2 separate regions of the Homo sapiens genome follow, and region 1 is linked to region 2. The links are chromatin loops, found by intact Hi-C in ENCODE. Cell type or tissue: PC-9. All regions are shown on one strand. Links, peaks and the distances in the headings refer to the core of each region. The heading gives the core; the rest is flanking DNA. Region 1 overlaps LOC124906123 (a long non-coding RNA gene). Region 2 has its middle 16 kb from the start of ALPI.

Evidence for each region. Hi-C counts contacts between places; a loop is a spot of excess contacts. Peaks named below come from ENCODE experiments on the same cell type or tissue, not always from the same donor. Only the 100,000 strongest peaks of a DNase experiment are listed, where the experiment ranks them.
Region 1: a loop joins it to region 2, with 5 times the contacts of the local background. A loop is called at or near these places in 7 of 110 quality-filtered maps.

What each region holds. Positions count from the first base shown.
Region 1 is chr2:232,357,678-232,373,062 of GRCh38, reverse strand. LOC124906123 (a long non-coding RNA gene) reads left to right here. Exons shown (of 4, transcript XR_007088121.1): 2 at 1-172; 3 at 349-485; 4 at 2,031-2,355. Among named protein-coding and RNA genes, the nearest start is that of ALPP, 13 kb to the left of the region's middle. RefSeq lists enhancers at 7,127-7,723, 8,905-8,994. In PC-9, for the core only: a CTCF peak has its summit at 7,313; a DNase peak (open chromatin) is centred at 7,172; H3K27ac peaks cover 916 bases.
Region 2 is chr2:232,432,663-232,448,047 of GRCh38, reverse strand. It overlaps the pseudogene DIS3L2P1. Among named protein-coding and RNA genes, the nearest start is that of ALPI, 16 kb to the left of the region's middle. RefSeq lists enhancers at 796-1,295, 1,296-1,797, 3,905-4,542, 7,754-8,258, 8,259-8,762 and 1 more. In PC-9, for the core only: CTCF peaks have their summits at 7,077, 7,282 (motif pointing right), 8,224 and 8,468; no DNase peak of the experiment used is centred there.

The sequences.
Region 1 (15,385 bases), core at 4,973-9,972, 75 kb after region 2:
GTAGTCACTAAGGCTGTCCTTTCTAACTAGGAATCAGTTAGGTTATTACTACATCCAGGCAAAGTCACACCTGCCCGAAAGACTTCCTGACTCATTAAGGCCTGCCCATCAGATGGAGTGCTCTCTGGCTCACCATCAAGGGAAAAGAGGAGCTCGCCTTCTTTTAGCAAGGGTAAGGGAATAGCCCAACTGGGATGCCCAATAGAAACGGGGGCTTCGTGGTCCCTAAAAGGGTCCACGTAAGGAGTACTCAGTCCAGTCCACAATTCTTTTAGGGGTCTTTGGATGTTCAGATAGGGACATGCAAAAAGCTGTGAACTGTTGGGTTAACGGGTCGCTGTGATCCAGGACAGATTGGCTTCGGTGACACATCCAACAGTGGATGAGTTGGCGGATGAAGCAAGAGCTTGTGAAATACTAAGCAGTGAGCTGTCCTTCCATCCAGAGGCAAGAAGGCGCTGGAGAACAGTAACAGCCAGAAAAGCGTATGTTCCCTTTATGATTTCTTAGGGTCTTTGGCTGGGCTTTGAACTCTACCAGTTTCCCCTGGAGGAACTCCAGAAACACTGGCTTTATCTGAGTGTAGTAAATCCGCAGCACCCACAGATGAGTGGGTGCTCAGCAGCACCTCAACAGGGCCGACCACGGTGGTTGCACTGATCTTCAGCCTACTGGAATTTCCAGGTCTTCAACAGAACTTGGTCCCCTGGTTTCAAATTTTAATTTAATTTTTTTTAATTTGAGATAAGCGTCTCGATCTGTCACCCAGGCTGGAATCCAGTGGCTCAATGTTGGCTCACCGCAACCTCCACCTGAGGTTCAAGTGATTGTCCTGCCTCAGCCTCCCGAGTAGCTGGGATTACAGGTGCCCACCACCACACCTGGATACTTTCAGTATTTTTAGCAGAGACGGGATTTCACCATGTTGACCAGGCTGGTCTCGAACTCCTGATCTCAAATGATCCGCCCACATCAGCCTCCCAAAGTGCTGAGATTACAGGCATGAGCCACCAAGCTTGGCCAAGTTTTCAAAATTTTTAAAGGAAGGCCAGACACAGTGGCTCATGCCTATAATCCTATCACTTTGGAAGGACAAGGCTGAAGGATCCCTTGAGCCCATTAGCTTGAGACCAGCCTGGACAACATGGCAAAACCTTGTCTCCAAAAAATTACAATTAGCTGGGTGTGGTGGTTGTGCATGCACCTGTAGTCCCAGCTGCCAGGGAGGCTGAGGCAGGAAGTCCACTTGAGTCGGCTTGGTCGAGGCTGCAGTGAGCTATGATCACATCATTGCACTCTAGCCTGAGCAACAGAGAAAGGGTGTGTGTGTGTGTGTGTGTGTGTGTGTGTGTGTGTGTGTGTGTGTGTGTTTGAGAAGGAGTTTCGCTCTTTTGCCCAGGCTGGAGTGAAGCAGTGCCATCTAGGCTCACTCCAACCTCTGCCCCCCACTCCTCCCCCCGCCCAGGTTCAAGAGATTCTTCTGCCTCAGCCTCCCAAGTAGCTGGGATTATAGGCACCTGCCACCATGCCCAGGTAATTTTTGTATTGTTAGTAGAGACAGGGTTTCACCAGGTTGGCCAGGCTGGTCTCAAACTCCTGACCTCAGGTGATCCACCCACCTCGGCCTCCCAAAGTGCAGGGATTACAGGTGTGACCCACTGCGCCTGGCCTTTATATTTGGTAACATAAGGTATCAAAGAGTTATTAAATACACCATCACTCCCATTTGGTACAGGGCCTATATATAATTATCTATACCTACAGAAAACAACATACATACACAGTAAGGAACAGCCAAGTTATATCTTGAGACCTAAAACAGATGCCATTTCTAATTCAGAACTAAGAAAAAAAACTGTATGTTAAAGAACAAGTGACTTTTTCCCTTGTAAAAGATGTCACTTGATTTTCAATAAATGCTTTCATACAATGGAGAAAACAAAATGTATTATCCTCTCACAAAATTTTTACATGTCAATCCTAGTCTAAACTGTATTTGAACAATTACAAATTTTTTTTTTTTTTTTTAGACATAGAGTCTCACTCTGTTGCCCATGCTAGAGTGCAGTGGCCCAATCTCAATTTACTGCAAGCTCCGCTTCCCGAGTTCAAGTGATTCTCCTGCCTCAGCCTCCCGAGTAGCTGGGACCACAGGCACCCACCACCACACTCGGCTAATTTTTATTATTTTTAGTAGAGATGGAGTTTCACCATGCTGGTCAGGCTGGTCTCAAACTCCTGACCTCAAGTGATCCACCCGCCTCGGTCCCCCAAAGTGTTGGGATTACAGGTGTGACCCACTGCTCCCAGCCACAAATATTTTAATAAATTCCAAAATCTTATTTTTAACCATTACTGCTCTGTAGCAATAGTTGATGTCCCAACCTGAGCCAAAGGCAGTGTCGATCTTGAGCCAAAGACATGTGAGCATCTTTCTACTGTCAACAGATGCAGTTCATCCGAGAAATGCACAAGCCAAGAACGTGCCCCACATCAACAGCACCCACTGCCACAGCGTGGAGGGGAGGGGAAGGGGCTGGGATGTCTCCTGTTTGGGGCTCTCACAGTCAGGCTGCCTGGGCTGGGGCAGCACCCCACAGCCTTCTCCACCCCAACACCAAACCCCCAGACGCTCGCCTGTCTGTCCCTGCAGATACTTGGCTCCAGGAGAAGGTTCTGGGGACAGGAACAGATGGGGTGACCGTGGCCTCTGGGACATCTCGGGGGTGGCAGGACACACAGACTGAAGGCCGCCTGAGGTGGCTGAGCCCTGGAGGAGGGAAAGGCTCCCAGGGCAGGTGCGGGATGTCTTTGGTCGCCTCCCACAGCCAGCCCCGTCTGACGGTGGCAGAACAAAGGCAGCAGTACCCAGTCACTGTCGCTGCGAGGCACTCTGACAAGGGACCCTATTGAGTGTTTCTTTGAAGAAAATTCACTGTAACCAGATCAAATGAGCTTGTTAATCCGGACACCCCAGGAAATGGTGCAGGGGAACAGAGGCCGTGCTCACCATGGCTTTCATCCTAGTTTCTGGCAGCCCTCGGGGACTCCAAGCCACAGAGCTTCCCCCACGGAGGGGGAAGGAGTGCAGACTGGGGTCAGGCTGGCTGGGGAAGGGACTGCCCAGTGGCCGGCCAGCTCTGCTCGGGACCGAGGCAGGTGGGATCTGTGGGTGCTTGGGACACTGGGTGGTCAACGGGGCCAGGCTGTGTCACCAGCAGCCGGTTTCCCCTCCTGGTTTGGAAGGCACTGGAGGGCCCTCCTCCCCTCCCCCAGGCCCAGGCCGGCTCCTCTGTCCAGGCTCCCTTGGCGCTGCCAGGGTACCCACTCACACCAGAGCTGGGCACAGGACCTCACAGAGTGCTGCTTGAGGAACTGCGAGGAGTGGGTGTCACAGGACCCCTGACCCCTACCAGGTCCTGCGGAGCTGGTGCAGAGAGGAAGTGGGGGCAGGGTTGGACATAGTCACATGTGTCAGGGTGATGGGGGCGCTCTCAGTGCTGCATACTAATTCCATTTTTAATCAGGCAGAATGAGACTCCAGCATCAATCTGCCAGGCAGCCAGCTCTGAATTGTGCTGGAACTGACAGGAAGGTTCTGGGTGGTGACATCGGCTCAGCAGCAAGGGTTGGAGCCTAAGCTGGGTCCTTTGCGCTGGGTGCAAGGGGGCATTCCGCTGCCCAGGCTTCCCAGAGGCGCCCCACACACCAGATGGCACTCCACACTTGACTTTGCTCCCTGACATGGATTTACTGAAAAGCCCTCATTTCTTGGGCAGAGGAGGGCAGTGGGGGAAAGGGGGGTTGGCCACTCAGGGGGATGCTGGGCCATTGCTGGCCAGGCCTCAGCCTTCCTTCTAGCCCCACCGTCTTCCTTGCAGTTTGCTTAAAAACTGAGAGGCAAACATAAAATAAAATCCAAAAATAAAAATAAAAACAGGCCAGGCACAGTGGCTCACATCTATAATCCCAGCACTTTGAGAGGCCAAAGCAAGAAGATTGCTTGAGATGAGGAATTTGAGACCAGCCTGGGCAACAAAGCGAAATCCCATTTTTCCAAAGCAAAAACCCAAAAACAGCTGGGCATGGTGGCACAGGCCTGCAGCCCCAGCTACTCGGGAGGCTGAGGCAGGAGGACTATATGAGGTCAGGAGTTTGAAGCTACTTGAGCTGCGATGGTGCCACCATACCCTGAGCCTGAGTGACAGAGCGAGACCCTGTTTCTAAAAAAAAATTAAATTTAAATTTAAAAACTTAAAACATTAAATTTAAGTTAGAAAAATTTAAACATTTTAAAAACAGAATTAAAAATTCCCCTTGGTATCAACAGTTCCTATTTCTAAAAGCCAGCAGGGCCAGATAGCCTCAGTCCTCCTCCCCCGCGGGGCCCAGGTGGCCCTGGGTGCCTGGCCGCTTCAGGACAGCGCTATACTAGAGGGCCATGGCTGCCCGCAGGACCCCCTCCAGCAGGCTGAAGACGGTGATGACCTGTACAGAGCCCGGCTGGGAGGAGACAAGGACGGCAGGGCCTGATGTTGAGGCGCAGCTCCGTCTTGGTCCCTGCAGGAGGACCCCAGGCCCCTCCCTCAGCCTCTGGAAGCCTCTGCTCGCCAGTCAGTAACGGAGGCCTGCTCCAGGATGAACGCCCTGGGTCAGGGCAGAGCTGAGCGAGTCAGAGGCCACGTGTCCCTGATGCATCCTGAGAGCTCCCAAGACTTACAAAATGCAACCTGGGGGCCTGGCTCCACCTTTGGGGCATGTTGTTGGTGCAAACGGTGCCAGAGAATTTCTTGGGTGTAAACTCATAGCTTTCATCAAGTTCTCAAAAGGACCCCAGAAGGCCAGCACCCCTGCAATAGAGGGACAGGCAGAGAGCCCCGCCTCTCTCCACTGTGGTTGTCCCCAAGAGAGGGAAGGTGGTGCCAGAGAGCAGAGCTACAGGAAGGGGGTGGGGGTCTGAGTGAGCTGGGAGGCCCTGGGGGTCCTGAAACCCCACCCGGGAGGCTGCAGTGCTGGGGGAGCCCACCAGGGCACATAGATGAGGGCAGAGGGCACCGCAGGAGGAAGGGGAGGGCTCGCCGGGACTTAGGGGAACGGGACACAGAGGGGGCCACCTGCCCTTCCACCCTGGAGGGCTTCACTGCTTGGAGGCGGCCCTTGGCCCTCAGCCCTGGCCCACCCCTGTCTGGCTGGAGGGAGCTTCAGGGAGGCCCTACCGGCTACCTTCGGCTGAGGCAGCAGGTGAGAGTGACCAAGGGCCAGGGGCGGGAGCTGGGAGGGCCTGTGGCTGTGTGTGCTACAGGGAGCAGGCGGTGGGGGGTCCAGGGCTGACTGCACTGAAGTGGGGACAGAGAACTGTGGCAGTGGAGCACTGCGCTCCCTGCTGGTGCCATCTGTCAGTACAGGTGGGGCTGGACCCACTGCAGGGTGAGCTAGGCTTGAACTTCAGGACACACAGCCCCGAGGGTCAACGGGTGGACTCTGTCGTTCCTCTTCTGCTCAGCTCCCGGTTTACTACACACAACGGGCTGGACACTGTACTCCCAGGGCACTCTGGATGTTAGGAAATTCAAAGCCAGGCACAGGGGCAGGTGGTGACCTGCAGACCCCAGGGTCAGCTGGAGCCAAGCCCCTAAGGCAGCATTAGGACAGGCCCATGTCCCCTTGGAGAGAGAACTGTGAATCAACAGTCACTCAGGGAAGGAGACGAGCCAGGGACAGTTCTCTTCCTACTGCTCAGCGGACACTCCATCCAGAGTGGCCAAGGACCATTCTCTGGCTTCTTCTTTCTTCATGTCCCTTTTAAAACAGTCCCCAAAGCCAAGCAAGCCTGGGGCCGGGACCCTTTCTGCATAAGGGCACCCAAGGGGAGGCCAGGAGGCGGGGAGACCACAGGTGCCCATGCCTCTCTCCAGGAGACAAATCTGGCACCAGAGCAGCTAGATACAGAGTGTCGATCGGTGCATTCACAAACCCTGAGCTAGACACAGGGTGCTGATTGCTGTGTTTACAAACCTTGAGCTAGATACAGAGTGCCGATTGGTGTATTTACAATCCCTGAGCTAGACATAAAGGTTCTCCAAGGCCCCACCAGAGCAGCTAGATACAGAGTGTCGACTGGTGCATTCACAAACCCTGAGCTAGACACAGGGTGCTGATTGCTGTGTTTACAAACCTTGAGCTAGATACAGAGTGCCGATTGGTGTATTCACAATCCCTGAGCTAGACATAAAGATTTTCCACGCCCCCACCAGACTCAGGAGCCCAGCTGGCTTCACTCAGTGGATTCCGCACCGGGGCTGCAGGTGGAGCTGCCTGCCAGTCCCGCCCCGTGCGCCCGCACGCCTCAGCCCTTGGGTGGTTGATGGGACTGGGCGCCATGGAGCAGGGGGTGGCGCTCATCGGGGAGGCTCGGGCCGCACAGGAGCCCATGGAGGGGGTGGGAGGCTCAGGCATGGCGGGCTGCAGGTCCCGAGCCCTGCCCTGCGGGAAGGCAGCTAAGGCCCGGTGAGAAATCGAGCGCAGCGCCGGTGGTCTGGCACTGCTGGGGGACCCAGTACACCCTCTGCAGCCGCTGGCCCGGGTGCTAAGCCCCTCATTGCCCGGGGCCGGCAGGGCCGGCCGCCTGCTCAGAGTGCGGGGCCTGCCAAGCCCACGCCCACCCGGAACTCCAGCTGGCGCGCAAGCTCCGCGCGCAGCCCTGGTTCCCGCTCGCGCCTCTCCCTCCACACCTCCCTGCAAGCTGAGGGAGTTGGCTCCGGCCTTGGCCAGCCCAGAAAGGGGCTCCCACAGTGCAGCGGTGGGCCGAAGGGCTCCTCAAGTGACGCCAAAGTGGGAGACCAAGCAGAGGAGGTGCCAAGAGCAAGCGAGGGGCTGTGAGGACTGCCAGCACGCTGTCACCTCTCACCGGGGCCGAGGAACAGGAGCACCGCAGACCTTCTGGTAACTCTCTGCCATCGGATTCCCGGGCAAGGGCACCTCTGAGCTCCCTGGCAGGCGAGCCAGGAGAATGCAGCCATTCCTGCTGCAGAAATATCTGCATGATTTGTCATCTGCCTTCGGTCAGGCCATCAGCACAGAAATGCTTCAGATGCACACAATCATGCATACTTTTGCCCTCTCGCTCCACAAAGATTACCATGTGCCAGGCACGGACTTTCTCCCCATGGAGTCGGACAATCCTCCTGGGCAGGAGCATCCAGGCTGTTTCCTGGTGCCCCTTCCCCCTCCAGCCCAGCTGTAGGCCTAGGGGAAGAAGGACACCTGGAGCTTCCAGGCCGACCTTAAGCTGCATTTTGCAGTGTGGCCAGCAGGACGCAGCATGGCCCCAGATCGGGCAGCACTGAGGCTGCAGGCTAAGGAGGCCACCAGGCGGGCAGGGTGAAAGAGCAGGGCTGTGTGAGGTGGCCCCTGGTTACTCCTCTGTGCCCATGCCCCACCCTCTATGGGTTTAGGAACTGAATATCTGGGGGCCTCTCAGGGCTGAGCCAGGCTCCTGCTCTCAGTTCCTGCAGGCGCTCTCCACATCCCTTCTCATGGTCTTCAGTAAACACGAGGACAAGGACAGGAGGGAGGGGAAAGGGAGAGGGTGGGGCTGCTGCGGAAGCCCCTGCCAAGACCACAGACCTCAGGCAAGCTGCTTCCCTGGCAACTCCGCTGCCTGCCCTCCCTGGACCCCAGCACAGTCCCCGGAGTCACCTCTGCCCTCGACAGAGAACAAGTGCACTCTTGGTGACCTTGAACGTGAAGCCTGGTGAGGCTTTGGAGGAGAGGCCCACCTTGCCAGGGCCCTTGGTGTGGCTGAGTCTCTGCTTCCCTTGCCGTCTCAGCCTCTCCCTCCCTCTAGGGGGCTGGGGGTCGGGACAGCGCCTGTGGGGCTCTGGCCCAGCCAGTTGGGCCACATCAAGCAGGGACCCAGACAAAAGTCAAGGGCAGTGAGTAGGGAGCTGGCACCGCAGAGAGTCCACTTCCCAGGCGCAGCCTTGGCCATGATGTTTGAGGACAGCTGCAGGGGCTGTTTGGTGCCCTCATGTCCTTCTGATGCTGCAGGTAGCGATGGGGGCAGAGAGAAGAGGTGGGCTCCGAGCAGGAGTGAGCAAAGGTGGGGCTAGCCCCTGGCTCTGGTGATGGCACCCTGGGGTGACTAGAAGGTGGGTCCCCAGTGGAGTTTGGGGACAGAAAGGTGCAGGCCAAGCCCAGCACTCCATCCCCGGAACGGAGAACTGAGCTGAGCAGTGCGGGGCGGGTGGGCTGGGTAGGTGGGAGTCAGGGCTCTCATTTGGGGCTAGCACAGGGACCCCTCGTACAGTCTCATACTCTCCTCACAGGATCCAATGTACCTGCCAAATTGATAAGAAATTCACCCCAACCCTTCCTTTCCCAGGACAGTCAGACTGGCTTTGGAAATGATTAAAAGTTGATCTGGGCCTGGGCAGAAGGGCATGGCTGTTAGCCAAAGCTGAACTGCATTCATCTTCAAAGACTTAAGAGAAGCAGCCCCTTCTACCCTCAGCCACCAGGACCATTCTGTCACATTCTGTGGGAGGCTCCTGCTAATGGAATGAGGCCACTCACAGAGCTTGGTCAATTAGCTCTTGCTGAAAACTGCTAACGTGGAACTTTGGTAAGTATGGCATGCAGGGAGTGGTGTATCATCCCATCATCCCAGCACTTTGGGAGTTCAAGGCGGGAGGATTGCTTAAGCCCAGGAGCTTGAGACCAGCATTGGCAACAAAGTGAGATCCCATCTCTACAAAAAAAAAAAAAAAAAAAAAAAAGTCAGCCTGGTGTGGTGGAATGTGCCTGTTGTCCCAGCTACTTAGGAGGCTGAGGCAGGAGGGATCCCTTGAGCCCAGGAGGTTGAGGCTGCAGTGACCCATGATCGCATGACTGCACTCCAGCCTGAACAACCGAGTGAGACCCTGTCTTGAAACAAAATCAAAAGAATTGCTCCCAGCCAGTTTCACTTTCATTTCTTCTGAACACCAAATTTTCAAGGACTTAGGCAGGTCCTTACTGCAGGCTTGGAGCCTGTGGGCTCTCCTGAGGCCATGAAGGCAGCTGCTGGGCCTGTCTCAGAAGCAGAGTGCCCGAGCACAGCCACTTCTCCGTGGCTGGGCAGCCCTCAGAGCGCAGGTGGCGGCCACCTTTACGCGGGACCTGCCGTGTTCTTAGTGGCCGGAAATTGAGTGTAGTGTGGTAGAAACCGCAGGGCCCCGGGAGGCAGGGGTCTGCAGGGCACTGAATTGCAGGCTGCTGGGGAGGGAAAGTGGAAAAGATCTTGGTGGCTGCTCTGTCCCGGGCCAGGCCAGGTGGGGCTGGGGGCCTGGGAGCTGGAAAGTGGAGGCCTGGAGTGAGGCAGCTGCAGGCAGAGCCCCTGGCCTGGGTCAGGGAGGGGCACCGGGAGGAAGTGTAGCTGCTTGACTGATGGACCCTCGCCCACAGCTGGCCATGCACCCTGCTGCCAGTCTCCAGCAGAGGGTGCCGTGGCCTCTGGGTGGCCCACCAGTCACAGCTCGGGCCTCTCGCTGACCCCTCTCCTCCTGGGTGCACTGCAACCTCCTGAATGCATTGGACGTTCCCATGAAACCACAGAGAAATGAATGGGGCCCAGTTCACAGGCATGGAAAAGCCCAGAGGAGAAGGCCTCTGGAGCCAAACATCACATGCCTGCAGGGGAGGCCAGAGCCAGGTTTCCTAGGCTGGGAGGCTCAGTCCACGGCAGGGCCTTTCTATAGGTGAGTCGGCGGGGCCCTGCTGCAGCCAGGCACATTCAGCTACTGTTTTTCTAGCTCCAAAGGACGGAAGTCCCCAGAGGCTAGGTGGCCACATTTGGGCCCTCAGGCCTTGCCAAAGGGAGGCCCAGTGGCTATAGTGGTTTTGGGGAGGGGGCTTGCTGGGAGCTGGGGCTGGGCTCTAGGCACTCAGGTGTTCAAGGGATAAGGGTGTTCTGGAAAGGTGTTCTGGTGCAGGTCTTTTTCCTCTCTTCTGCCCGCATACACGCTCTCAAATACCAATGCTGCCAGAGATGGCTAGGTAAATGAGATGAACCTGGGCTTCCTGGGACCTCTGGCAGCTTTGCTGCTGCAAATTGGAACACATTTGTTCACCTTTGAAAGGTGCTCTTGCCCCCATGCCTGCTAGGGGCAGGTTCTCTTCAGCAGGGCCACCACCCCAGCCAGGTAGCCCCTAAAGGCTGCAAGAAAATGAGAGCACAGCTGCCATCCTGGGCTGGGCTCTGTGCACTTTCCCATGTACTCCTCAAACCTCTGGTAAGGCTGCCACCTCCCAGCTGCATCCGGCTCTGGCCCCTCTCTTGTCTCAGAGTCGCCCTGGGCTGAGCACAGTGCTGAGCATGTTTGCTTTTCCTGCCCTCAGTCTTCCCATCGCCCGCAGAAGGTGCCAGGTGCTGCCTTTGTTGTTAATGCTCCTCCCACCACCCCATGGAGACTTGATGGGCCCCAGATGTGCTGGGTCAGGATGTTACCACACAGCAGGTGGATCCTGTCTCTCCATGAGTGTATTCGTCCATTCTGCAGTGCTATGAAGAAACACCTGAAACTGGGTAATTTATAAGAAAAGAGGTTTAATTGGCTAACAGTTCCACAGGCTGTACAGGAAGCATGGCTAGGGAGGCCTCAGGAAACTTTCAATCATGGCAGAAGGCAAAGGGGAAGCTGGCACGTCTTCCATGGCCAGAGAGTGAGGAAGAGAGAGAGGAGGGGGAGGGGCTGCACACATTTAAATGACCAGATCTTGTGAGATCTCACTCGCTATCACGAGAACAGCAAGGGGAAAGTCCTACCCCATGATCCAGTCACCTCCCACCAGGGAGCTCCTCCAATGCTGAGGATTACAATTCAACATGAGATTTGGGTGGGGACACAAATCTAAACTATATTGTCACTGGTGGAGGGTTGTGACTGCAGGTTGTCCAGGTTCTTGGCCTATTGAACAAAGAATTGGACAAAATGCCCAGCAAGGCAAAGAAAGAATGAAGCAACAAAAGAATGAAAATGGGGATTTATCGAAAACGAAAGTACACTCCATGGTTTGGGAGTGGACCGAGCAGCAGCTCAAGGGCCCAGATACGGAATCTTCTTGGGTCCAAATATCCTCTAGAAGTTTCCCATTGGCCACATCATGCTCACCTCATGTAAATGAAGTGGTGGCCTGCAATCAGTCTGATTGGTTACAGAAAGCAGCCAACCAGAGGCTGAAGTGAAGTTACAAAGGTTACACTCCTGTTCAACCAATCAGAGACTAGGGTGAAGTTACAAAGTTATACTTCTATTGAAACGAAGATGTGGCCAGCAATCAGTCTGATTGGTTGTGGACAGCAGCCATTCAGAGGCTGGAGTGAAGTTACAAAGTGGCAAACAAAGACTGGACCTTCAATCAATCTGATTGGTTGTGGACAGCCAATTTCCCATCTGCCTAGCAGAAAAGGTGAGGGGGTTGCAAAGGGAGTAGCCTGTGGTCCTTTTGTTACTTAGGCATGGAAAGGTAGGGTTCTGCCTTCAATTTAGTTCTAGGAAGTCGGTGTGAAACAGGCTTAGGTTCCCTGTGTCCAGACCCTATTCTCCTGCCTCAATATTGGTATCACCCAATGATCACCCAGTGACCATAACCAAGGAGGATTTAGCAATGGGATTTTGTTACTTGTAACAGGGAACCAGCAGGGACAGTTCCCAAGGCAGTGTGTCTCTGAGCTGGGCACTGGGTCAAATTTTAGAAGCATAGGCTAACGAGGTGTGATGTTACTGGAAACTGCCATGGGGGTGACACCAGAGCTCCAACTGCTTTTTTTTTTTTTAATTTATTATTATTATACTTTAAGTTTTAGGGTACATGTGCACAATGTGCAGGTTAGTTACATATGTATACATGTGCCATGCTGGTGCGCTGCACCCACTAACTCGTCATCTAGCATTAGGTATATCTCCCAGTGCTATCCCTCTCCCCTCCCCCCACCCCACAACAGTCCCCAGAGTGTGATGTTCCCCTTCCTGTGTCCATGTGTTCTCATTATTCAATTCCCACCTATGAGTGAGAATATGCGGTGTTTGGTTTTTTGTTCTTGCAATAGTTTACTGAGAATGATGATTTCCAACTTCATCCATGTCCCTACAAAGGACGTGAACTCATCATTTTTTATGGCTGCATAGTATTCCATGGTGTATATGTGCCACATTTTCTTAATCCAGTCTATCATTGTTGGACATTTGGGTTGGTTCCAAGTCTTTGCTGTTGTGAATAATGCTGCAATAAACATACGTGTGCATGTGTCTTTATAGCAGCATGATTTATAGTCCTTTGGGTATATACCCAGTAATGGGATGGCTGGGTCAAATGGTATTTCTAGTTCTAGATCCCTGAGGAATCGCCACACTGACTTCCACAATGGTTGAACTAGTTTACAGTCCCACCAACAGTGTAAAAGTGTTCCTATTTCTCCACATCCTCTCCAGCACCTGTTGTTTCCTGACTTTTTAATGATTGCCATTCTAACTGGTGTGAGATGGTATCTCATTGTGGTTTTGATTTGCATTTCTCTGATGGCCAGTGATGGTGAGCATTTTTTCATGTGTTTTTTGGCTGCATAAATGTCTTCTTTTGAGAAGTGTCTGTTCATGTCGCCCACTTTTTGATGGGGTTGTTTGTTTTTTTTCTTGTAAATTTGTTTGAGTTCATTGTAGATTCTGGATATTAGCCCTTTGTCAGATGAGTAGGTTGCGAAAATTTTCTCCCATTTTGTAGGTTGCTCTGATGGTAGTTTCTTTTGCTGTGCAGAAGCTCTTTAGTTTAATTAGATCCCATTTGTCAATTTTGGCTTTGGTTGCCATTGCTTTTGGTGTTTTAGACATGAAGTCCTTGCCCATGCCTATGCCCTGAATGGTAATGCCTAGGTTTTCTTCTAGGGTTTTTATGGTTTTAGGTCTAACGTTTAAGTCTTTAATCCATCTTGAATTGATTTTTGTATAAGGTGTAAGGAAGGGATCAAGTTTCAGCTTTCTACATATGGCTAGCCAGTTTTCCCAGCACCATTTATTAAATAGGGAATCCTTTCCCCATTGCTTGTTTTTCTCAGGTTTGTCAAAGATCAGATAGTTGTAGGTAAGCGGTGTTATTTCTGAGGGCTCTGTTCTGTTCCATTGATCTATATCTCTGTTTTGGTACCAGTACCATGCTGTTTTGGTTACTGTAGCCTTGTAGTATAGTTTGAAGTCAGGTAGTGTGATGCCTGTAGCTTTGTTCTTTTGGCTTAGGATTGACTTGGCAATGCGGGCTCTTTTTTGGTTCCATATGAACTTTAAAGTAGTTTTTTCCAATTCTGTGAAGAAAGTCATTAGTAGCTTGATTGGGATGGCATTGAATCTGTAAATTACCTTGGGCAGTATGGCCATTTTCACAATATTGATTCTTCCTACCCATGAGCATGGAATGTTCTTCCATTTGTTTGTATCCTCTTTTATTTCCTTGAGCAGTGGTTTGTAGTTCTCCTTGAAGAGGTCCTTCACATCCCTTGTAAGTTGGATCCCTAGGTATTTTATTCTCTTTGAAGCAATTGTGAATGGGAGTTCACTCATGATTTGGCTCTCTGTTTGTCTGTTGTTGGTGTATAAGAATGCTTGTGATTTTTGTACATTGATTTTGTATCCTGAGACTTCGCTGAAGTTGCTTATCAGCTTAAGGAGATTTTGGGCTGAGACAATGGGGTTTTCTAGATATACAATCATGTCGTCTGCAAACAGGGACAATTTGACTTCCTCTTTTCCTAATTGAATACCCTTTATTTCCTTCTCCTGCCTAATTGCCCTGGCCAGAACTTCCAACACTATGTTGAATAGGAGTGGTGAGAGAGGGCATCCCTGTCTTGTGCCAGTTTTCAAAGGGAATGCTTCCAGTTTTTGCCCATTCAGTATGATATTGGCTATGGGTTTGTCATAGATAGCTCTTATTATTTTGAGATACGTCCCATCAATACCTAATTTATTGAGAGTTTTTAGCATGAAGGGTTGTTGAATTTTGTCAAAGGCCTTTTCTGCTTCTATTGAGATAATCATATGGGCTTTGTCTTTGGTTCTGTTTATATGCTGGATTACATTTATTGATTTGCATATATTGAACCAGCCTTGCATCCCAGGAATGAAGCCCACTTGATCATGGTGGATAAGCTTTTTGATGTGCTGCTGGATTCGGTTTGCCAGTATTTTATTGAGGATTTTTGCATCAATGTTCATGAAGGATATTGGTCTAAAATTCTCTTTTTTGGTTGTGTCTCTGCCTGGCTTTGGTATCAGGATGATGCTGGCCTCATAAAATGAGTTAGGGAGGATTCCCTGTTTTTCTATTGATTGGAATAGTTTCAGAAGGAATGGTACCAGTTCCTCCTTGTACCTCTGGTAGAATTCGGCTGTGAATCCATCTGGTCCTGGACTCCTTTTGGTTGGTAAGCTATTGATTATTGCCACAATTTCAGATCCTGTTATTGGTCTATTCAGAGATTCAACTTCTTTCTGGTTTAGTCTTGGGAGAGTGTATGTGTTGAGGAATTTATCCATTTCTTCTAGATTTTCTAGTTTATTTGCATAGTGGTGTTTGTAGTATTCTCTGATGGTAGTCTGTATTTCTGTGGGATCGGTGGTGGTATCCCCTTTATCATTTTTTATTGCATCTATTTGATTCTTCTCTCTTTTTTTCTTTATTAGTCTTGCTAGCGGTCTATCAATTTTGTTGATCCTTTCAAAAAGCCAGCTCCTGGATTCATTAATTTTTTGAAGCGTTTTTTGTGTCTATTTCCTTCAGTTCTGCTCTGATTTTAGTTATTTCTTGCCTTCTGCTAGCTTTTGAATGTGTTTGCTCTTGCTTTTCTAGTTCTTTTAATTGTGATGTTAGGGTGTCAATTTTGGATCTTTCCTGCTTTCTCTTGTGGGCATTTAGTGCTATAAATTTCCCTGTACACACTGCTTTGAATGCATCCCAGAGATTCTGGTATGTTGTGTCTTTGTTCTCGTTGGTTTCAAAGAACATCTTTATTTCTGCCTTCATTTCGTCATGTACCCAGTAGTCATTCAGGAGCAGGTTGTTCAGTTTCCATGTAGTTGAGCGGCTTTGAGTGAGATTCTTAATCCTGAGTTCTAGTTTGATTGCACTGTGGTCTGAGAGATTGTTATAATTTCTGTTCTTTTACATTTGCTGAGGAGAGCTTTACTTCCAAGTATGTGGTCAATTTTGGAATAGGTGTGGTGTGGTGCTGAAAAAAATGTATATTCTGTTGATTTGGGGTGGAGAGTTCTGTAGATGTCTATTAGGTCCGCTTGGTGCAGAGCTGAGTTCAATGCCTGGATATCCTTGTTGACTTTCTGTCTCGTTGATCTGTCTA
Region 2 (15,385 bases), core at 4,958-9,957:
CAGGCCCTGCGGAGCTGGTGCAGAGAGGAAGTGGGGGCAGGGTTGGACACAGTCACATGCGTCAGGGTGACGGGGGCGCTCTCAGTCCTGCATACTAATTCCATTTTTAATCAGGCAGAATGAGACTCCGGCACCAATCTGCCACGTAGCCGACTCTGAATCGTGCTGGAACTGACAGGAAGGTTCCGGGTGGTGACATCGGCTCAGCAGTGAGGGGTGGAGCCTGAACTGGGTCCCTTGCCCTGGGTGCAAGGGGCATTCCGCTGCCCAGGCTTCCCAGAGGCGCCCCACACACCAGATGGCACTTCACACTTGATTTTATTCCCTGACACTGATTTGCAGAAAAGGCCCCATTCCCTGGGCTGGAGAAGGCAGTGGGGCCCGGGCAGAAGGGGAACCGGTCTCATTGCTGGCCAGGTCTCAGCCTTCCTTCCAGCTCCATCCTCTCCCCTGCAGTTTGTTTAAAAACTGAGCTGCAAACACTAAATAAAATGCAAAAGTAAAACCAAAAGCAAACCCTTGAGTTGTTAAAACCTAAATTAAAAATCCCCCTTGGTGTCATCAGGTCCTATTCCTAAAGCTAGCGGGGTGGGGCAGGAGGGTTTGGCTGAGCTTGGCCAGCACATCAGACCTCAGGTTCCTTTTCAAACTCGACCTACTCCTCCTCCTCTTCCTCGGGGACCAGGTGGCCCTGGTTGCTCGGCTGCCTCAGGGCAGCACTATACTAGAGGGCCATGGCTGCCCACAGGACCACCTCCACCAGGCTGAAGATGGTGATGACCTGTGCAGAGCCCGGCAGTGAGGGGACAAAGATGGCAGGGCTTGATGACGAGGCGCAACTCTGCCTCCATCCCTGCAGCAGGACCCCCAGGACCCTCCCTTGGCCTCTGGAAGCCTCTGCTCGCCTGTCTGTAACGGGGGCCTGCTCCAGGATGAATGCCCTGGATCAGGGCAGAGCTGGGGAGTCAAATGCATCCTGAGCGCTCCCAAGGCTTATAAAACACAACCTGAGGGCCCGGGTCCACCTTCAGGGCATGTTGTTAGTGAAAACGGTGCCAGACAATTTCTTGCTTGTAAACTCATAGCTTTCATCAGGTTCTCTAAAGGACCCCAGAAGGCCAGCACCCCTGCATTAGCAGGACAGGCAGAGCCCTGCCTCTCTCCACTGTGGTTGTCCCCAAGGAAGAGAAGGTGGTGCCAGGAAGCAGGACCCTCAGGAAGGGTCTGGGTGAGCTGGGAGGGCTTGGGGGTCCTGAAACCCTACCCGGGAGGATGCAGTGCTGGGGGAGCCCAGGGGACACAGAAGAGGGCAGGGGGCACCGCAGGAGGCAGGTGAGGGTTTGCCAGGACTAAGGGGGATGGGACACAGAGGGGGCCACCTGCCCTTCCACCCTGGAGGGCTTTACTGCTTGGAGGTGGCCCTTGGCCCTGGCCCACCCCTGCCTGGCTGGAGGGAGATTCAGGGAGGCCCTGCCAGGCCACCTTCGGCTGAGGCAGCAGGTGAGAGTGACCAAGGGCCAGGGGTGGGGGCTGGGAAGGCCCATGGCTCTGTGTGCTATTGGGGGCAAGTGGTGGGGCGTCCAGGGCTGACTGCACTGAGGTGGGGACAGAGAACTGTGGCGGCGGAGCGCTGCGCCCCCTGCTGGTGCCATCTGTCAGTGCAGGCAGGGCTGGGCCCACAGCAGGGTGAGCTAGGCTTGAACTTCAGGATACAGAGCCCCCAGGGTCCGCAGGGGGACTCTGTCATTCCTCTTCTGCCCAGCTCCCGGTTATGAACACCACGTTTACTGCACACAACGGGCTGGACACTGTCCTCCCAGGGCACTCTGGATGTTAGGAAATTCAAAGCCAGGCACAGGGGCAGGTGGTGACCTGCAGACCCCAGGGCCAGCTGGAGCCAAGCCCCTAAGGCAGCATTAGGACAGGCCCATGTCCCCTTGGAGAGAGAACTGTGAGTCAACAGTCACTCAGGGCAGGAGCCGAGCCAGGGACAGCTCTCTTCCTTGTCTTCAGGGGACACAGTTTCCAGAGCGGCCACGGACCATTCGCTGGCCTTTCATTCCTTCACGTTCCTATAAACACAGTCCCCAAAGCCTGCACACCTTGCCGAGCTGTACTGGCCATGGAGGGGCCTGCTCTCTGGTTCCTGGGTCCTTGGGGAAGGGGGCCAGGCCTGACCCTGGGCCTGGAGCCACCATCCCAGGTGGGAGAGCTGGGCGTCTCAGCAAGGCCCATCAGGTGGGCTTTGTGCTAGGGCTGGGGGAGCGAGGGGTGGAGTGTGACCCATCACAGCCTGTGCCCCTCCAGTGCGGGATGGCTTGGGCTGCCCCGCCCGCCCCCGGGCTCTCCCAGGGCACTCACGTTGCAGTAGATGCGCTTCTGCACGCCATAGCGCAGCACCAGCACGTCGAAGGCTTGCTTCAGGACGCCCATCACCATGGCTTCTGACTCCAGGGGGCCACTCTCCTGCAGGGACAGTGCTGCAGCCATGGCACCTCCTGGCACTGCCCTGGGCTCCTCGAGGCCTCCTGGTGAGCAGGTGCCCAGGAGGGTCGGGAGCCAGAGGGAGGTGAGGGGCACCAGGCTGGAGGGCTCACCTTGACCAGAATGGCAAAGAAGAGACCGGTGCTGAGTTCCTTCATGTGCTTGGACGCCATGCGGCCGTCGTTGCAGTGGTCTGCCTGCTTCTGCAGGGTATCGGGCGCCATGTCTAGTCGCTCCCTATAGCCTGGGAAGAGGGGGCGGGGTCGTGGGCGGTGTTGTATGGGGCATGAGGGTGGAGGGCGGGCAGTGGGGAATGGTGATGGCTGGGGGATGAGCTGCATGGTGCTCCACCCCAGACGACAGATTAGGACCCCAGCACCCAGCTCCCAGGGCAGCAGAAAGCAGCCCTCCGAGGTCAGCGCCCTCCTCTCGGCTGTGTCCAGGGCTGGCTGTAGACCCCCTGCAGCTTCCGCAGCACCGGCCCATAGAGAGAGTTCTCAGGTCGGGTTCCCCTACACTTGGGTCGCCCGACCTTTGGACCTCCACCATCACCGCTGAATGGTCTTGGGCCACCGAGCACCCACTGTGGGTGAAGTGTGTGTACAGGGGCATGATGAGCGCATAGTGCCCGAACTGTGCCAGGTCCTGCAGCAGCCCCGAGCAGAAGTAAAGTGCCATCTGTGGGGCGGGTCAGAGCCTGGCCAGCCCAGAGCTTTCCGACTATTCCCAGAGGTCCCATGCCACCCACAGCTTTGCCATCGGCAGCCTTGGTGTGCACAGACCTGGCGGGCTGCTGGCTGCTGAGCAAAGCCAGGGAGGACCAGGGCCAGGACCAGTGCCCCTTTCTGTACAAGGGAACCCAAGGGGAGGCCAGGAGGCAGGCAGAGCCCAGGGGTGCCCATACTTCTCTCCAGGAGACAAATCTGGCCTGCCTGGGCCTCCCAAATGCCCTCAAGGTGGCAGCACTGAGAATGGCCCAGACATGTGCCGTCGCTGCTGAGTCACTGCTGGGCACCACCAGGAGGGAACCGTCTCTGGTCTACCCCTCCCCAGCATGGGGCTGAGGCTGCTACTCTGGCCCAGGAAGGAGGAGGGGGAAGCCTGTGGCCATGTATGACCGGGGGCTGCAGGCGCTGTCTGCTGGAGACACAAGCAGAAGCTGAGGAGGCTGTGGTCTTTGTTCAAGGAGGCCAAGTCCATTGCTCCATCTGGCTAGAGTGGGAGGCAGGCAAGAAAGCCCAGGATGCCATTCCCTGCCCCGTGCAACACAGGCCTCAGGCTCCTGGCGCTTCCTCTCGGACCTAGGCACACCTTTGGTCGGAGCTGACCTCATCCCCTCTGGCATTGATCCCACGCAGCTGAAGCCACGCTTCACCCCAGCACCTCTGTGTCCCCTGGTACTCCACCCCACAGCAGCCAAGGGAGGCAGTTTCCGGCCTGCCAGCCTCGGCCCTTCTCGTCTCTGACACCTGACCCTCCCGGGGGCTGAGACACAGAGGGCTGAGTTCCAAAGGCCCTTGTGCTGGGCAGGAGGCAGGACTGGGGCAGGGGGAGATACCGAGAGTCTCTAGGGACCAGCGCATAGCCCGTCCCAGCTGGGGCCACAGCCCCTGAAGCTGTTTGTCCTGCAGTCTCCGAGCTTTCAGGGCTGGGTGTCAGGGCCAGTGCTACTGCCTGGGAGCGAGTGAACGGGTTCCTCGCAGAGGTCCAAGGTCACTCCTGTGTGTCTCTCTGGCTCCCTTGCTCCCTGGCTGCTGTACACACTCACCCTCCTGTGCCCTTGGCCAGACAGACAGCCAGCTCCCGTTACTCTGTGCACACGGGCCCTGGAATCCAGGGCGCAGCTGATGGTGACCTGCTCCGCTCCCTAACTCCACTTCCCTTCCAGCCCCTGCTGGGCCCTGGGTTAAGTCGGGGGCAAGTCTCTGGGGGAGGTGGGCACAGCCTCCACTCCCAGACATGTCTGGGCTTTGTTCTCAGTGGTGGCCCAGTTCCCCAGATGACCTGGGTGAGGTTGATGAAGGGCCCTGGCCCCTCTTGGCTGGTGGAGGTGGCTCAGGGTCGGGTGGGATGGGTGGGGACCATGGCTTTCCCACAGGCCCAGCCATCCCTGGGACAGCCCTGGGACAGCCCTGGTGTCCTGATGCAGATGCTCACTGGGGACTGTGTGCCCCCTCACACCTTTCTGTGCTCTCTGCTGCTGCTCTGTCCTGTCCCCACCCCAGTTCCCGGGGCTGAGGAACAGGAGCACCGCAGACCTGGTAACTCTCTGCCATCGGATTCCCGGGCAAGGGCGCCTCTGAGCTCCCTGGGAGGCGAGCCAGGAGAATGCAGCCTGTTCGGGCTCTGGCTAACTCCGGAGCGGCTCCGATCTCTGGAGCTCCAGCTTGGCTTGTACCTCCTTGGAGGTGATGGCGTCAGAGGCAGGGACATGGGAGGGGCCCCAGCAGGGCAGAGCCAGAGGCAGTTCTGGGACTCAGGGGCTGCTGCGCCTTCTCTGCCAGGCCTAGAGCCGCTGCAGTGTAGAACAGAGAGAGCCCAGTGGGCACGGCCCAGCCCCTCTCCGCTGTGGGTGCCACAGGTGCTTGGCTGGGCAGACACTTGTGACTGGGGGCAGGTCACGGTGACCAGGCCCAAGCAGGCCCTGATGGCTTCAAACCCAGCAGAGCTTGAAGTGTCAGAAAATAAATCCACTGAGGTCAGCTGAAGCCATCCAGTTCTTGTGAACAGATTGAATCTTCCGAGTGACCGAGCCCCTAAAATATAGCCTGTCCCTGGCCCTGGGCCGGGCCGGGACCCAGAGCCGACCCATCAGCAACCACTGCTCCCGCTGACCCGAGGGTCCTCTGGGGTCCTGGTCCCAGGATGCTCGGGCCCTGCACGGGGGAAGCTCAGCCTGGGACGCTGTGACAGGCATCCCAGAGCAAGCCCAGCTGTCCACCCCACAGGCTGCCACCTCCCTGCAGGCCCAGGCCTAGGCCCCCAGCCAAGTCCGCTTCTTTCCCACACTGGCCAGAGGCTGACAGCTGGTTCTGGACTCCACGTGGGGATGGAGGCTGCGGAGTGTTCCCTGGGACAGGAAGCCACATGGGACCCTGTCTCTCCTCCAGGACCCCAGCCTGACAGGAGGTCTCAGTAGCCCCTCAGCTCCAGGGCACTCTGTCCTTGAGCGAGTGTGAGCAGGAGACAGCGGCTCAAACTCAAGAGGCTCAGGGTGCCCCCTCCTAGGTGCTGCCTGGGGTCGGCCTCCTCTCCCACCCTCTGGCAGAGGAGGAGCAGCCCCCGTCCACCCAGCCATGTCCAGAGCAGGCAGGAACGGTGGGGGCCTGTGCTTGCACGTAGAGGTCACCGGTCTGGGGCCAGTGTGCTCCCGGGAGTGGGGGAGACTGGGGCTGGGCCCTCCTTACCTGCATGGGGACTGGGCTGGGCCCTCCTTATCTGCATGGGCCGGAAGCACATGTTGGTGAGCACCTCCTTCCAGGCCAGTGAGTACTTGTCATCTCCAAATGTTTGGGTCAGGCTTTTCTAGAAGCAAATCCCAGAAACCTGTGTGACATGTGGTCCAGCTCGGGGAGCTGGTGGTCATCCGCTGAGCACCTCATGCCCGGCTCTGGGGGGAGGAGTTGGCTGTGGGGCTCAGCCCTGCCTCATCTCATGTGTTCCGCCAAGTCCCTGTCTTGCCCAGCACCCCCATGGTCTCCCCTGCACCAGTTGGTCTACACCGCCTTCTCCTCTGACTGGTTAGCTCCTGTGCTGGCTCTCCCAGAGGGGGACCCTGGAGAGCAGGGAAGCACCCATCTATTAAATAATTCACGGCAGCAGCCCCAGAGCTCAGCAGCCCACCCAATCCAGAGAAGGCACCGAGGAAAGATCTCTGCTGAATGACAGGATGCCTGGAATGCTCAGGCAGCCCAGGCTGTAAGAGGGCACCATGCTCGCCCAGGCCATAGGAACCCAGGGGGGCCCGGCCCAGGTCCTAGTCCGAGGACTCCCTGGGGCATGTGGCAGTGGTGAGTGGACTGAGGACCCCACAGGGCCAGGAGTGCTGGGCTCCCTTCTCCCTGGGGATGGTGCCTTGTTGGAGGGAAGCCTCCCGACAGGGTCTCTGAGGGTAGACAGGAGAGTCTGAGGCAGCAGGAGGGAAGGAGTCAGGGTGGGGTGAGACCCTGGAGTCACCCTTTCAGGGCCTGTTGCTCCAGCTTTGCTGTACTTGAGCGTTGTTAGACTCAACAGTCGCTGTGAATGAATGTGGCTCCCGATGGAAGGACTGAGCCGGCCAAGTCCCTCGAGATCCAGGCGCTGCTTTCCTGTTGCCCCTCCTCCCCCAACATGGCCAGCCAGGGGTCTCCCACACGTGTCCTGTGAGTCTCACTTCTGCCATCAATCCCATCCCCTTGCCCCGCTCCAAGTCTTCCCTGAATGTCAGACAGAATTCTCTTCCATGGGCATTTATAGCTAGGGTCACGTGTGTCACTGTCTAGTGCCATTGGAATCTTATTTAGATTTCATACTTACATCTTGTCAGCCCAAGAGGAGTCCCAGTTCCTGCTGGAAAATGGCTCATGTAATCTATCTTGGTTGGGTCATCATCACCGAAAAGCATCAGATGCATAGTTCATTCATTCATTTGTTCACTCATTCCACAAAGATTACCATGTGCCAAGCACGGTTCTGGACTTTCTCCCCACGCAGTCGGACAATCCTCCTGGGCAGGAGCACCTGGGCTGTTCCCTGGTGCCCCTTCCCCAGCCCAGTTGCAGGCCTGGGGGAAGAGGGACACCTGTAGCCTCCAGGCCGACCCTGGGTTGCATTTTGAAGTGTGGCCAGCAGGTGGCAGCATGCCCCCATACTGGGTCGCTCCGAGGCTGCAGGCTAAGGAGGCCACCAGGCGGGCAGGGTGAAAGAGCAGGGCTGTGCCGGGCGGCCCCGGTTTCTCCTCTGTGCCCATGCCCCACCCTATGGGTTTAGGAATTGAATATCTGGGGGCCTCTCAGGGCTGAGCCAGGCTCCTGCTCTCAGTTCCTGCAGGCGCTCTCCACATCCCTTCTCATGATCTTCAGTAAACACGAGGACAAGGACAGGAGGGAGGGGACAGGGAGAGGGTGGGGCCGCTGTGGAAGCCCCTGCCAAGACCACAGACCTCAGGCAAGCTGCTTCCCTGGCAACTCCACTACCTGCTCTCCCTGGACCCCAGCACAGTCCCAGGAGTCACCCCTGCCCTCAACAGTGAACAAGTGCACTCTTGGTGACCTTGAACGTGAAGCCTGGTGAGGCTATGGAGGAGAGGCCCACCTTGCCAGGGCCCTTGGTGTGGCTGAGTCTCTGCTTCCCTTGCCGTCTCAGCCTCTCCCTCCCTCTAGGGGGCTGGGGGTCGGGACAGCGCCTGTGGGGCTCTGGCCCAGCCAGTTGGGCCACATCAAGCAGGGACCCAGATAAAGGTCAAGGGCACTGAGGAGGGAGCTGGCACTGCAGAGAGTCCACTTCCCAGGCACAGCCTTGGCCATGATGTTTGAGGACAGCTGCAGGGGCTGTCTGGTGCCCTCATGTCCTTCTGATGCTGCAGGTAGCAGATGGGGGTGGAGAGAAGAGGTGAGCTATGAGCAAGAGTGAATGAAGGTGGGGCTGGCCCCTGGCTGTGGTGGTGACGCCCTGGGATGGCTGGAAGGGAGGTCCCCAGTGGAGTCTGGGGACAGGAAGGTGCAGGCCAAGCCCAGCTGCCAGCAGCCAGAGTTGCACCGAGTTCAGTATTCGCCATTGCAAATGGGACCTGGCACCACGGGTCAGAGAACTGAGCTGGACGGTGCAGGGTGGGTGGGGTAGGGAAGGTGGGAGTCAGGGCTCTCATCTGCGGCCAGCACAGGCTCCACAGTCCCCCACCCTGTCAATTCCCTGGTGGGCCAGCAGGTGGCGCCCAGCCTCTTCCTCCCCAAGGTCCTGGGATGGGGAGGCTCCAGCTTAGAGCCTAGGCGCTCCTATGGGAACCCAGGGCCAGAGATGGAGGCTGTGACAGTGACCTGGTCAGCAGGGCCCTCTACTCTGACCTCCTCCCTCCCTCTCCTGGGGAGCAGTGCTAGGTGCACAGCCTAGGCAGCCAAACCTCCGAAACGCCCCAAGCTATCCTGGGTGGTCAGGCCGCGCCGCTCCACACTCTGGGCCACGGGAGCCCCGAAGGAATGGAGTGGGCACTGGGGCCGCTGGACGGGAGGGTGCCCTGCCCCCTGCCCTGGCTTCAGACCTTCCTCCTCTGATGTGGGCACCGGCCCTAGTGCCAACCCGCTCCTCCCAGCACCAGGGGCACAGGCATGAGATCACTGGGCCCTGCTGGGAATGGGGCGCTGGAGCTCAGGGACTGCCTGACAACTGCTCTCCGAGGGGCTGGGAATGGCTGCCAGCCAGCATCACCTTCCAGAACAGCAAGCCAAGGCCTCGGAGACGGGGGCCTCGGTCCCAGACCTGGCATCGACCAAGCTTCTGGAGCTTGTGCCACCAGAGTCCCACGACTCTGGAGGTCTGGGGTGGGGCTGTGGTGTGACAGTGGCTGCAGGGCCAGGACCCCAGCTCCTCAGCACTCACTCCCAGCACCCCTCCTCCCTGGGTCTGTGCCTCCCCGGGGCAGGAGGGGATGGGGAAGGATAGGGCAGGTGTGAGGCTCAGCGAGCCCCTCACACGCTGTGGCAGACAGCAGAGAAAGGCCACCAGCCCCCCGCACACGGTACACACTCCCCACAGCAAGGGTGACACTGGTAGAGACAGAGGTTCCCACAGTGCACAAACGTTCCTCTAAAGAAAAAGCAACAACATCAATATATGAAACGCAGGGCTCTTCATGCGTTTACGACAGGGCGTCCTTCACCCTGAAGGTGCCGGCGAGCATCAAGACTGCAGAGCCAGCCACTGGGTGCCGCATTCCTGCTGGCTCAGGTGGGACCTGTTTCTGTTGCATCTTAAAGGACGATGCTGGGAAAGGCTGCTCTCGCCCTGGCAGGGCTTAGAGGTGATGAGATGAGAAAGGGGTGAAGCCATCTGCGCTTCAGAGGAAGCCTGCCTTCCCTGATCACGGAGGAACCAGATCTGAATGTTTCTCTGCTCAACTGGGAGATTGGGACTCGATTTTGACATTCAGGGATCTGGGGCATCTGTGGCCAGGAAAGACCTGTCTGGGGGAGGGGTGGAGGGGCGTCCTTCACCTCTCATGGCCCTGCCATTGAGAGAGGGGCTTCTCCTCAGTGGCTCGCATGGAACACCAGCATCAACATCAATCCCATGAAACATGCGCTCTTCATGCGTTTATGATCGGGTCTCCTTTGCCTTTAAGGTTCCAGCAAGCATCGGGCCTGTGCAGAGGCAGCACTGGGTGCCGCGTTCCTGCTGTCTCAAGTGGGACCTGTTGCTGTCACATCTTAAAGGACGATGCTGGAACGCCAGCCCTGCCACTCTCACTGCGTGATTTCAAACTTTTTTTTTTTTTAATTTTGAGACAAGGTCTTGCTCTGTTGCCCAGGTTGGAGTGCAGTGGCATGACCTCGGGTCACTGTAGCCTCCACCTCCCTGGTGGCCCAAGTGATCCTGATCTTCCCATCTCAGCATCCAAGTAGCTGGGACCACAGGCGCGCACCACCTTGCCCAGCTAATTTTGTCTATAGAGAGGAGGTCTCACTATGTTGCCCAGGCTGGTCTCCAACTCTTGGGCTGAAGCGATCCTCCTGCCTCTGCCTCCCAAAGTGCTGGGATTACAGGCATGAGAGACCATGCCTTGCCAGATAAATTAGTTAAGCTTTCAGAATCTCCATTTCTTTCAAAGCCTGTAAAATAGGGAAGCAATGTGCCAGTGCCTGGCCTTGAAAAAAAAATAAGACATCATTGTAACACGTCCTATGTTGTGACTGGCATGGTTGCCCCAACTCTAGGAATTGGGCTAAACACGCAGCTACATTTCTAGAAGCTTCTCCTGGCCTCCCTCTGACAAGGGCACCAGTCTTGTCCCAGCCTCCGTCTCTTTTACCAGGTGGCCTCCCTAGTCATGCTCTGCTCTGCGGCCTTCACGCCAAAGCTGGTCCCATCCCTCTGCTGGAAGGGCCCTCTGCGGCTCCCCCGTCATGGGCTCAGTCCTACCTCCAGGGAATGAGGTTCTGCGTCCAGCTCCCCTCCCCTTCCACACGCCCAGCAGTGAGCATCATCGTCCTTCGCCCTCCCTCCACCCATCTCCTGCCACCTGCTTCTTGACATCCCATTCAGAGCCCATCCCAGCACTCAGCCGCCATGTCTGTGACAGCCTCTTTGAACACAGGGGCCATTTCCTTCCATGCCGTGTCGTAGACTCCGGTCCCACTCTAGATGCCAAGTGCATCTGCACAGAATGAAGGACTCTAAGATGGGGCATGCCAGGCTCCAATTCAGGAGCTGAGAAGGCTGGGTCCCTGCCCCAGTGCCCTGTTCTGCTGGGCACACAGCTCTGGGCTGCGTGTTTCTGATGATGATGCTTGCTGCTGGGCGTGTGGATACTGTCAAGCTCCGCCTGAGGGAGCTCATTCCCAAGCAGGCCAGAGGCAGCCAGGGCCCTGTCCTCTCTCCTCCCTGCTCCCCACGGGTGGACCGAGCACCACCCTTGGGCTCAGACAAGACGGTGGCGACATCCCAGCATGGCATCCCTCCTCCTTCAGAGCTAGGCTTTGCTAGTGTCCTTGTGTCCTCACTCTCTTTTGCATCCTCAAGGCTCCCCTAAGTGGCTGCGGTCACCAAACTGTGCCCTTGGAGCAGCACCGGGAGAAGGAGAACAGGCAGCCCCTGCCCCTGCAGCTGCCCCGCGTGGTGCCACCCACATGCTCGTCCCTTTCCAGGCCCCTGCAGCCCAGGCTGTTCCATCTCTTTCTGTGTGGGTCAAAGCCTAAGGTGTAAAAAATAAAAAAATAAATAAAAAATAAAAGACTGGCCACACACAGTCTCCCCACCCCCAGGCCGCGGTCTGCACTGCTGCACCAGAGGGCCTTGGCCCTAACTTCCTGGAGCCTCAACAGCAGAGGTGCATTCCTGAGTGCCAGACTAATTCCAAGAGATGGTGAGAAAGGACTGTTTTATAGGAAAGGGGTGAGATAGCAAAGTCACGGAGGCAAAACAAAACAAAAACAAACAAACAAAACAGGCTGGGCACAGTGGCTCACACCTATAATCCCAGCACTTTGGGAGGCCCAGGTGGGTGGGTCACCTGAGGTCAGGAGTATCGAGACCAGCCTGGCCAACATGGTGAAACTCCCGTCTCTACTAAAAATACAAAAATTAGCTGGGCATGGTGGTGGGCGCCTATAATCCCAGCTAGTTGGGAGGCTGAGGCGAGAGAATTGCTTGAACCCGGGAGGTGGAGGCTGCGGTGAGCCGAGATTGCACCATCACACTCCAGCCTGGGCAACAAGAGCGAAACTCCCTCTCAAAAAAACAAACAAATAAAGAAAAGCATCAGGTTAGTTTGGAAAATAAGAAGTCAAGGGCAGACTGTGTCAAGGGGAGACTGAAGGGCTGCGCCAGGAGGGGTACAGGGACAGCCTGGTGCCTGTCACACTCTACAACCGGCACCTTTTCTGGGAGCTGGGGAAGGCTGTTGGAACAAGGGAAGGACTTTGCACGGGGACCTTAAGCAGGACACAGTGAGGGACGGAGGCTGGACCAGAGGCAGGGCATGGCTGGGATGAAAGCTGAGCAGCCCAAGGCTCCCAAGAAGCAGCCCCAGGAAGCAAAAAAGAGCAGGGTAATCCCAGCACTTGGGAGGCCAAGGCGGGCAGACCACCTGAGGTCAGGAGTTCGAGACCAGCCTGGCCAACATGGTGAAACCCTGTCTCTACTAAAAATACAAAAATTAGCTAGGCATGGTGGCGGGTGCCTGTAATCCCAGCTACTCGGGAGGCTGAGGTAAGAGAATCACTTGAACCTGGAAGCCAGAGCTTGCAGTGAGCCAGGATTGTGCCACTGCAGTCCAGCCTGGGTGGCAGAGTGATACTTCATTTCAAAAAAGAAAAGAAAGAGCAAGGCTGGAGACTGGGGGCCACAAGGGCGCCCTCTTCCCAACTGGGCACAGCGGGGCAGGAGCTGATAAGCTCCCAGGCAGAGGCAGTAGGAAGTGGCCGAGAAGCAGCTCTGGGACTTCAGAGGAGCCTGCGGGTTGTCCCCAGTGTGAGAGCTGCCAAGAAGAGCAGGGGCTTGCACAGGGCCCTTGGATTTGGCCAGAAGGAGTAAGTCACAGTGGCAGTGCGGCTGGAGAGGCTGGTTCAGAAACCCAAGAGGACGGAGGGAGGGAGACTGGCAGGTGTGGACAGTTCCCCACCAGGTTGCTGCTGATGGGGCCGGAGTTGGCCTGGGGGAGATGCGGGGTGTCTGTCTGCTTCCTGCTTGCTGTCTGAAGCATCCCAAAGGCCGGAATGTATCTGCAGAGGAGCTCACAGAGGGAAAGACCCCAGGAGAGCAGCCAGCTTATGGGACAGCCCGCAGGGCCCAGGGCAGGAGGAAGGAGCTCAGGGTGGAAGCCTGAGGTCCTGTCCTGGGGAGGGCAACTGGCCAGCTCCCAGGACGGAGCACCGCTGTGGTGTTGGGGGAGATGAGGAGGCCTGTCTGGGTGGGTCCTGAGGCCAGCCCCTGCTCAGTGTCCACAGCTCTGTCCTGACCATGGTCCCTGCAGAAAGGGTGGGTGCAGTCAGATGCCGCTTCCTTACAGCATCCTGGAGGCACTGAGGAGTGTCGCCCAAGCCATGTGACAGTGGCCAAGAGATGAAGGACCTTGCCCAGATCAGACAGTCAGTCAGGGGCACAGAGGGCTGGACCCCACCTCCCTGGGCCCCTTGACCAGCGCCCTGCGGGCCCAGGTCAGACACTTGCCCTGACAGCCCTAGCATGGAGGAAACAGGCTGGAGGCCAGACAGGTGACCCTGGAGCTCAGGTCAGAGGACTGCACCCCTGGATCTATCTTTTCCAGTCTACTGGGCACAGCAGAGAGGAGAAAGCAGAGAGCATGGCCACCCCACAAAGTGGGGTTCAGGTTCCATCAGCTCAGCTCTGGCCTGGCCACACCCCAGCTGCCTCCTGTCCCCTCCCTGAGGACTCCATGGCTCCAGAGGAGTCGAGGGAGACTGGGCCGGCAGTGGGTCTCTCCTCAGGCCCAGGCACGTTGCTAAGGCAGGGCCCAATCTCCTGACCTAGACTGCTCGGGCCTGGCCCTCAGACTCTCGGCTCCTCTGCACTTGGCCTCTCAACCCTGCCTGGCAAGGAGGACGTGTCTCCAAGGCTGTCCTGTTTCAGATCCACGCACCTGCTGAAGTGCTGAGAAACTCACCTCACCCCTTCCCCACACAGGACACTCAGAGAGTGGCTTTGGAAATGAGCGGGAGCCGGGGCAGAGGAGCAGGACCAGTGCCCAAAGCTGAAAATGTGTCCATTTTCAAAGGCCAAAGGCAAATGTGGGACAGAAACAGCCTCTTCTGCCCTCAGCCACCAGGGCCCTTGTCACGCTCTGTGGGAGGCTCCTGCTAATGGAATGAGGCCACTCACAGAGCTTGTTCAATTAGCTCTTGCTGAAAACTGCTAACGTGGCTTTGATAAGAATTGCTCCCAGCCAATTTCAGCCTCATTTCTTCTGCAGACCAAATTTTCCACACTTGAGCACATGCTCCCTGTAAGCTCCAGAGCCCTGGGCTCTGCCGAGGCCATGAAGGCAGCTGCTGGGCCTGTCTCAGAAGCTGTGTACCCAACCATGGCCCGTTCTCCATGGCCGGGCAGCCCATGGGGTGCAGGTGACGGCCACCTTTACGTAGAACCTGCTGTGTTCTTAGCAGCTGGAAATTGAGTGTAGTGTGGTGGGAACCGCAGGGCCCCGGGAGGCAGGGGTCTACGGAGCACTGAATTGCAGGCTGCTGGGGAGGGAAAGTGGAAGAGATCTTGGTGGCAGCTCTGTTCCAGGCCAGGCCGGGTGGGGCTGGGTGCCTGGGAGCTGGAAAGTGGAGGCCTGGAGAAAGGGAGCCGCAGGCAGAGCACCTTGCCTGGGTCGGGGAGGGGGATGGGGAGAAAGTGCAGCTGCTTGACTGATGGACCCCCACCCACAGCTGGCCATGCACCCTGCTGCCAGTCTCCAGCAGAGGGTGCCGTGGCCTCTGGGTGGCCCACCAGTCACAGCTCGTGCCTCTCGCTGACCCCTCTCCTCCTGGGCACACTGCAACCTCCTGAATGCACTGGACGTTTCCATGAAACCACAGGGAAATGAATGGGGCCCAGTTCACAGGCATGGAAAAGCCCAGAGGAGAAGGCCTCTGGAGCCAAACATCACATGCTGCAGGGGAGGCCAGAGCCAGGTTTCCTAGGCTGGGAGGCTCAGTCCACAGCAGGGCCTTGTCACTACCATCATCCTGCTCCTGACTGCCGAGGGCGCCTCCTCCCCTCTGCCAGGATCACAGCAGCTGCAGAGCCCAGGGTCACCCATCTGAACCTGGCTCTCCACCTGCCCGGCCACCCCCCAGGGACAGAGCCTTTCCCCTGGTCTGCTCCCTGCCCCTAGGCCCTGAGGCTGGTCACAGGCACAGGCGCACACGCATGGGCCCCTGCAGCCACCGCCTGGCTGGGCTGGGACACTGTTGCCACCTTAGAAGCCTTGCTTCCAGGCCCCCACTTTGCCTCTGCCTCTGTCCCGCTGCAGTTGGATGAGGGCAGAAGCAGCACTCAGGCCTGCGGCACGGCCTCCCTGATAAGGCTGCCCCCTCCTGGTTGCCTCGGGCTCAGGCCCTTTCCTGTCTGAGTCGCCCAGGGCTGAGCAGGGTTGCTTTTCCTGCTCTTGGTTTCCCGTCACTGCTGAAGGCGCCCTGTGCAGCCTCTCCTTTGCTGACGCTCCTCCCACCCCACAGAGACGCACTGGGCTCCTGGGTCAGGAGGG